Regions from separate parts of the Homo sapiens genome. Here region 2 is linked to region 1. The links are chromatin contacts, found by Hi-C in ENCODE. All regions are on one chromosome and are shown on one strand. The core of a region is the stretch at or near the end of the contact, and the rest is flanking DNA. Distances in the headings are between cores, read along the strand shown. Region 1 holds the start of GK-AS1 (GK antisense RNA 1). Region 2 overlaps DMD (dystrophin).

Region 1 (3,096 bases), core at 180-2,679:
TTCAATACTTACCCTCTTGCGCTGGGCTCCCAATAAGGTGCATATAACCCCGAAAATGCTGGGACGAAGTAGCAGCCATAAGAAGTACCTACTTCTTTAGCAAGTTTTTCTAACATTAAAAACAAAACAAAACAAAAATCACACAAATATTGTGTATTATTATATAAGCATACCTATTTTAAAAATTAGAAAAATTAGGACAGGGGTTTTGGTTTCCAATTCATTGGTAGAGCAAAATGTTGCTAACTACAGTAGTATGCTAGGATCAACAGAAATGAGTTTCTCTCACATTAAATACCCCCCACTAAAATGTAGCCTAGCTCAAGAAATCAAGGAACCAGATTCATTTATTTAAGGTATTTTAGCTCATTTCCACTATTTTTAAGGTTGCTGACTAGGAGATGAAAAAGTGGCCTCTAGTGTGTCCCTAATCAGAAATGTATTTCTGATTGTCTCACCTTCAGGCAAAGTTAAGCAAGTGGATGAAAGAGTGAGTAGGTAAGTTCAAACTAATTATCTATAGACTGAAAACAGCCGTATTAATACTTAAATTATAGGTACCAGAGTTTTAATGCTCACTCTAATCTAAGAGTTAAAGCTCTTTCTCATCAGATAAATTTAACTCAACTTCTCTATCTGCAGGTTCTGGCAATCTCCAGTGTTCAATTTTACACTTGGGTAATTTTTATGCCCTACATTGCCAGTTTATTAACAACCACCACTAATTATGTCAATTCCTTGTTTTATAAATCTTCACAAGATAGTCTTTTGCATAAGTCAAACTCATAATAGGGATCCATATAATTTATGGATCACATTTGGGGCAAAGCATAAGTATTTACTTTGCAGAGATAAAATACTGAAATGTGTCATTTTTCAGATTTTCTAACCTTTTGTTAGAACACACTCACCAATTTCTTCTGAGGTCTTTATAATTCCAAGATTGTCTCTTAGCCAGCGAATAACAGCACCAGCTATAGCTACAGAACCCTAAAGAAAAAAAGGAATTCAAGACAGAATATATTTTATCACTATCCAAGGTTTTTATTGAGCATATTCTGTGTATGACACAATCAGATGGACAGAATTCAGTTTCCATTTTGAGACTCCGACAAATATGTAAACTAGGTCTTCTAATACAAACATAGTTTTATCTAAGTCACTAATAAAAGTTTTTCACGGGATGAGGAAAAGAAGTGAGCTTTCCAGCACACCCTTGGATTTGTCCCCATAGGTGGACATTGATCTTTGATCAGTTTGCTTCTTGAACAATTTTCTGTCTGTTGCTAAGCTACTGAGGTATGTTATCACTTAGAAATATATTGCCATATTGTTCATAAAATTATTGGGAGAGGCCACATTAAAAGTTTTTTCAAGTCTGTTTCCCATATCTAACAGTATAGTAAATCAAGAAAACAAAAAGCAAAGAAGCTAGCTAGTAAGTAATTTTTCTTTAAAACAAAATCACCTAGAGCTGTGGCAATAACAATAAAAACATATTTCAGAGTTGGATAAACTGGCTTTGAGTCCCAGTTCTAGTACTTAATTGCTGTGTAATCTTAGTAACTAATCTAAGTAACTTAGTAAGTTAATCTTAGCAAGTTCATCTAAGTAACTTGCCTAAGTTACTTAGGCTTTCTGAGCCTCCATTTCTTCACCTATAAAATGATGACTATGACAACACTTACCTAAACAAATTACTGTGAGGCTCAATATGAGAATATATGTGAAGGTTCTTACTAAATGTAAATATTGACTTCATTAATTTCTTTAATGTTAAAAAAGTATCAGCCAAATATCACTGACTGATGAATAGATAAAACGCAGTATGTCTACACAATGGAGTATTATTGGACTATGAAAAGGAATGATGTCTTAATACATGCTACAACATGGATGAGCATTGAAAACATTATGCAAAGTGAAAGAAGCCAGGCACAGAAGACGATATATTGTACGATCCCATTCATATGAAATGTCCAGAACAGACAAATCCATAGAGACAGAAAGTAGATTAGTGGTTGCCTGGGCTGGGGGATAGGGGGTGGTTATGGGGTTTCTTTTTGGGGTGGTGACAATGTTCTAAAGTTAGATTGTGGTGATGGTTGTAAAAATCTGTAAATATAGTATTACTATAAACCATTGAACTGTATATTTGAAAAGGGTAAATTGTGTGGAATATGAACTATATCTCAATAAAGCTATTATAAAAAGATCCTGAAGGCAAAAAAAAAAAGAAGTATCAGCACGAACCATTAGGAATACCAAGAAATTTTTTTTAGCTCTGATAGTTCATTCATATAGATTATTAATGTAAATTACTTCCACAGAGTCACTCCAAACCAAACGTCAGGTAATATTAAATGTAGGGACCTGTCCTCAGTTCTATTAACTGAATTACAAATGGTCATGCCTTCTTGTTGTCAGTTGTCAAAATGTAAGTAAACTAGAGAATGAATATGCTGGTATATTCCATCATTCATAGCTTCTATGAGAAGTTACTATGTTACTGCAAAGCTACAGAATGCCACAATTGTTCTGTTTATACATTTTTATATATGTAGACATACATACAGTACTCTGTATCATTACATATATAAAATGGCTTTTTAACCACAGGAAGTATTTGAGGAACAGATCTGGCATAGCTGTGCAAATATGACAAGGCTTTAAAAATGGGACAAAAACAATTCAAGAAATACCTTACAAGGGACTCTAACACAGCTCATTCCCTGCCTAAAATAAGTTGTTGTATTAAGTTTGACACATTTACATATTTAGGTACTTAGTGGGATCATTCAAGAGAACTAAGTAAAATTTTGGTTTAAAGAGATTTAAGATTCAAATTTCCTTTGGAAACAGACAATTCAGAGATAGCAGCTGCCAAATACTAGTAAATATGTAAGAGTTTCTAGACCAGTGCTGTCCAACAGAAATATAAAGTGAGTCACATATGTAATTTATATTTTTGCCACATTAAAAAGGTAAAAGGAAGGTAAAATTAATATTTTATTTAACCCAATGTATTAAAAAAAATTTCAACATGAAATCAATATTAAATTATTGAGATTTTTTTTTGTACTATCTTTGAAATCT
Region 2 (3,096 bases), core at 205-2,704, 500 kb before region 1:
TGTTGAATTAAGATATTGAGAATTTTTATTTTCCAACTACTGGCATTGGCATCGGCATCCATAATTACCTTTGTGAAACTTGCACAATCCTTGTTCTACCTTTGTTTTTTTTTCTTTTTACAAAATGTACTTAGTATTAGAAGACTATGACTATCTGATCTAAACCAAACTTCATAGACATGTGTGGTTTATTAGCTTGAATGCTAACGTGCAGATGAATGAAGTGGTAGAGGAAAAATGACAGAATTGCTTTCCTCCTTTTTTATCATACATCTGTGGAAAAATCCTGAAGTGTTACACAGCTCTATCATGTCATCAAATAGTTTATGTATAACTCTACTATTGTCTGAGGGTCTGTGTGCATTGATGATATGCCCATGAAACAGGCACAGTTTCTTTTTCTTTTTTTCTGTTTTTTTTTTTTTTTTTTTTTTTTTGAGATGGAGTCTTGCTCTGTTGCCCAGGCTGGAGTGCAGTGGAGTGGCGCAATATGGGCTCACTGCAACCTCCACCTCCCAGGTTCAAGTGATTCTCCTGCGTCAGCCTCCCAGGTAGCTGGGATTACAGGCATGCCCCACCATGCCCGGCTAATTTTTGTTTTTTGTTTGTTTGTTTGTTTGTTTTGTTTTTTTTTGAGACAGAGTCTCGCTCTGTCACCCTGGCTGGAGTGCAGTGGCGCGTTCTAGGCTCACTGCAGACTCCACCTCCCGGGTTCACGCCATTCTCCTGGCTCAGCCTCCGGAGTAGCTGGGACTACAGGCACCCACCACCACGCCTGGCTAATTTTGTTTTTGTAATTTTAGTAGAGGCGGGGTTTCACCGTGTTAGCCAGGATGGTCTCGATCTCCTGACCTTGTGATCCGCCCTCCTCGGCCTCCCAAAGTGCTGGGATTACAGGCATGAGCCACCACGCCCGGCCTAATTTTTGTATTTTTTAATAGAGACGGGGTTTCACCATGTTGGTCAGGCTGGTCTCGAACTCCTGACCTCAGGTGATTCACCCGCCTCAGCCTCCCAAAGTGCTGGGATTACAGGCGTGAGCCAATGCGCCCGGCCCAACAGGCACAGTTTCTGCTCTGATGGAACTTACAGTCTAACAAGGGATAACCAGGATGTTCATGAAATTTGTAGACATAAGCAAATATATGTATAATGTATTAAGAATGTCTACAGTTGGTTAAAAAAATAAAGTGATCTTGTCTCTATTTCCAAGACCATTTCAATGTCATATATTTAGTTGTGCAACAGTGGGACAATGGGGTACTATGTGAACAGCTAACTGTGTGGAATGAGATTCAAAGAATGTTTGTTTGAAGAGGTGATGTCTAAGCTAGGTAACTCTAGAAGAGTAAGCAGCTCTCTCTCTAGGAAGAGCGTTCTAGTCAGAAAGAAGAGCATGTGCTGAAGGGCCCAGAGAAAGCATGACACATTCAGGAACTGAAAATATGTCAGTATGGCTAAAGCACAGAATTCCAGGGGAAAGATCTATTGTGAAATAATAGGCTGGAGAGAGAAGCAGGAAGCAGATTGTGCAAGGTTTTTAAAACCCAAGTTAAGGAATTTAGAGGTCAGGGGATTTGGCCTGGGGGTGACATAATCAGATTGTCGCTTAGAAAGATGATTCTTGCTGTGGAACAGAGTATGGATTGGTGCGATGTGGGAGTGACAGGAGAAAAACCTGTTGCAGTAATCTAAACCAGCAATGTGGTGGCTTGAATTAGCAGAGTAGTAAGGGAGATAAGTGGAGAGAATTTAGAAATATTTAGGAAGTGGATTTGACAGGCCTCAGTGATTCATTTGATGTGGTGCAGGGATGTCCAATCTTTTGGCTTCTCCGGGCCACAGTGGAAGAAGAATTGTCTTGGACCCCACATAAAATACACTAACGCTAACGGTAGCTGATGAGCTAAAAAAAAAAAAAAAAAAAAAAAAATCGCAAAAAAAAAAAAAAATGTTTTAGGAAAGTTTACGAATTCATTTGGGCCTCATTCAAAGCCATCCTGGGCCACAGGTTGGACAAGCTTGATGTGGTGGGTGAAAGGGAGTCAAGGAAGACACTTAGGTGCTTGGCTTGGAATATCAGGTGAATGTGGGACTTGTCTGGTAAGGTTAGACACGGAGCTGTGGTGCTCAGGAGAAATATACAAACAACGTTTAGGGATCATGAGCCTGTAGGTGCTGCTTGTAACGGGGGAGAGGATTGGATAGCTCCAGGAAAGTGTAGCGTGAGAAGGGAAGTTATTTAGGACACAGGATAAGCAACCTACAGAAGGGACTGCAAAGGAATGGCCAGGAGGAAAGAAGGAAAATTCCAAGAGGTTATGATGCCACATGCTCCATGGGAAGAAAGAAAGAACCCGTTACCAGGGTCAGATGTTGCTGGGATGTCAGCATAAAGTTGCGGAAAATGCCCATTGGACTTAGCAACAGGAAGGTCCCTAGTAACTTTGGTGAGATTTTAGAGGCACAGTGGAAGTGGTGTGGTGAGTTCAAAAGTGAACCAAAAGTGGAGAATTAGAGAAGGTATGAATGATTCTTGGAGAAATTTACTTATGAAGGGGAGAAGAGTGGGGTGGTAGCTAGTTGGAGGGGGCTGAGGAGTTAATGGAAATGTATGTACAGTCACGTGTTGCTTAACAATGGGGATATGTTCTAAGAAATGTGTTGTTAGGCAACTTTGTTGTTATGTCAATATAGGAGAGTACTACACAAACTTAGATGGTATAGCCTAGTACACACCTAGGCTGTATGGGATAGCCTATTGCTCCTAGGCTATACACCTGTACAGCACGTGACTGTTCTGAATACTGTAGGCAGTTGGAACACAATAGTAAGTATTGTGTATCGAAACGTATTTAAACATAGAAAGATACAGTAAAAATATATAATAGTGTAATCTCATGGGCTCGCTGTCATATAGGCAGTCCATTGTTGACTGAAATGTCATTATGTGGCACAATATGTGTATATAAGTGTGTGTGTGTGTGTGTGTGTGTATACATTGATCCTTGAACAACATGGGTTTGAACTGCTTGGGTCAACTTACGTGGATTTTTTTCAATCAAATGCAGGCCAAACATATAGTATTCGTGGGAA

What was found. A loop is a pair of places that touch in the nucleus more often than their neighbours do. Pooled maps may share reads with other maps.
Region 2: a loop to region 1 is called in a map with no recorded cell type, with 3 times the contacts of the local background. The contact joins the enhancer-like site here to the promoter of GK-AS1 in region 1. A Hi-C loop is called at or near these places in 8 of 37 single-sample maps with no recorded cell type and 5 of 50 pooled maps.

Annotation. Positions count from the first base shown.
Region 1 is chrX:30,716,432-30,719,527 of GRCh38, reverse strand. It overlaps GK-AS1 (GK antisense RNA 1), which reads left to right and starts at 1,429. Exons shown (of 1, transcript NR_046603.1): 1 at 1,429-3,096. GK (glycerol kinase) reads right to left here. Exons shown (of 21, transcript NM_001205019.2): 14 at 912-990; 15 at 13-109.
Region 2 is chrX:31,219,734-31,222,829 of GRCh38, reverse strand. All of the region lies in intron 64 of DMD (dystrophin), which reads left to right. Among named protein-coding and RNA genes, the nearest start is that of FTHL17, 150 kb to the right of the region's middle. Within about 2 kb of position 1,454, at least 4 of the 41 ENCODE cell types and tissues checked have a DNase peak (open chromatin) inside an H3K27ac peak, as active enhancers do.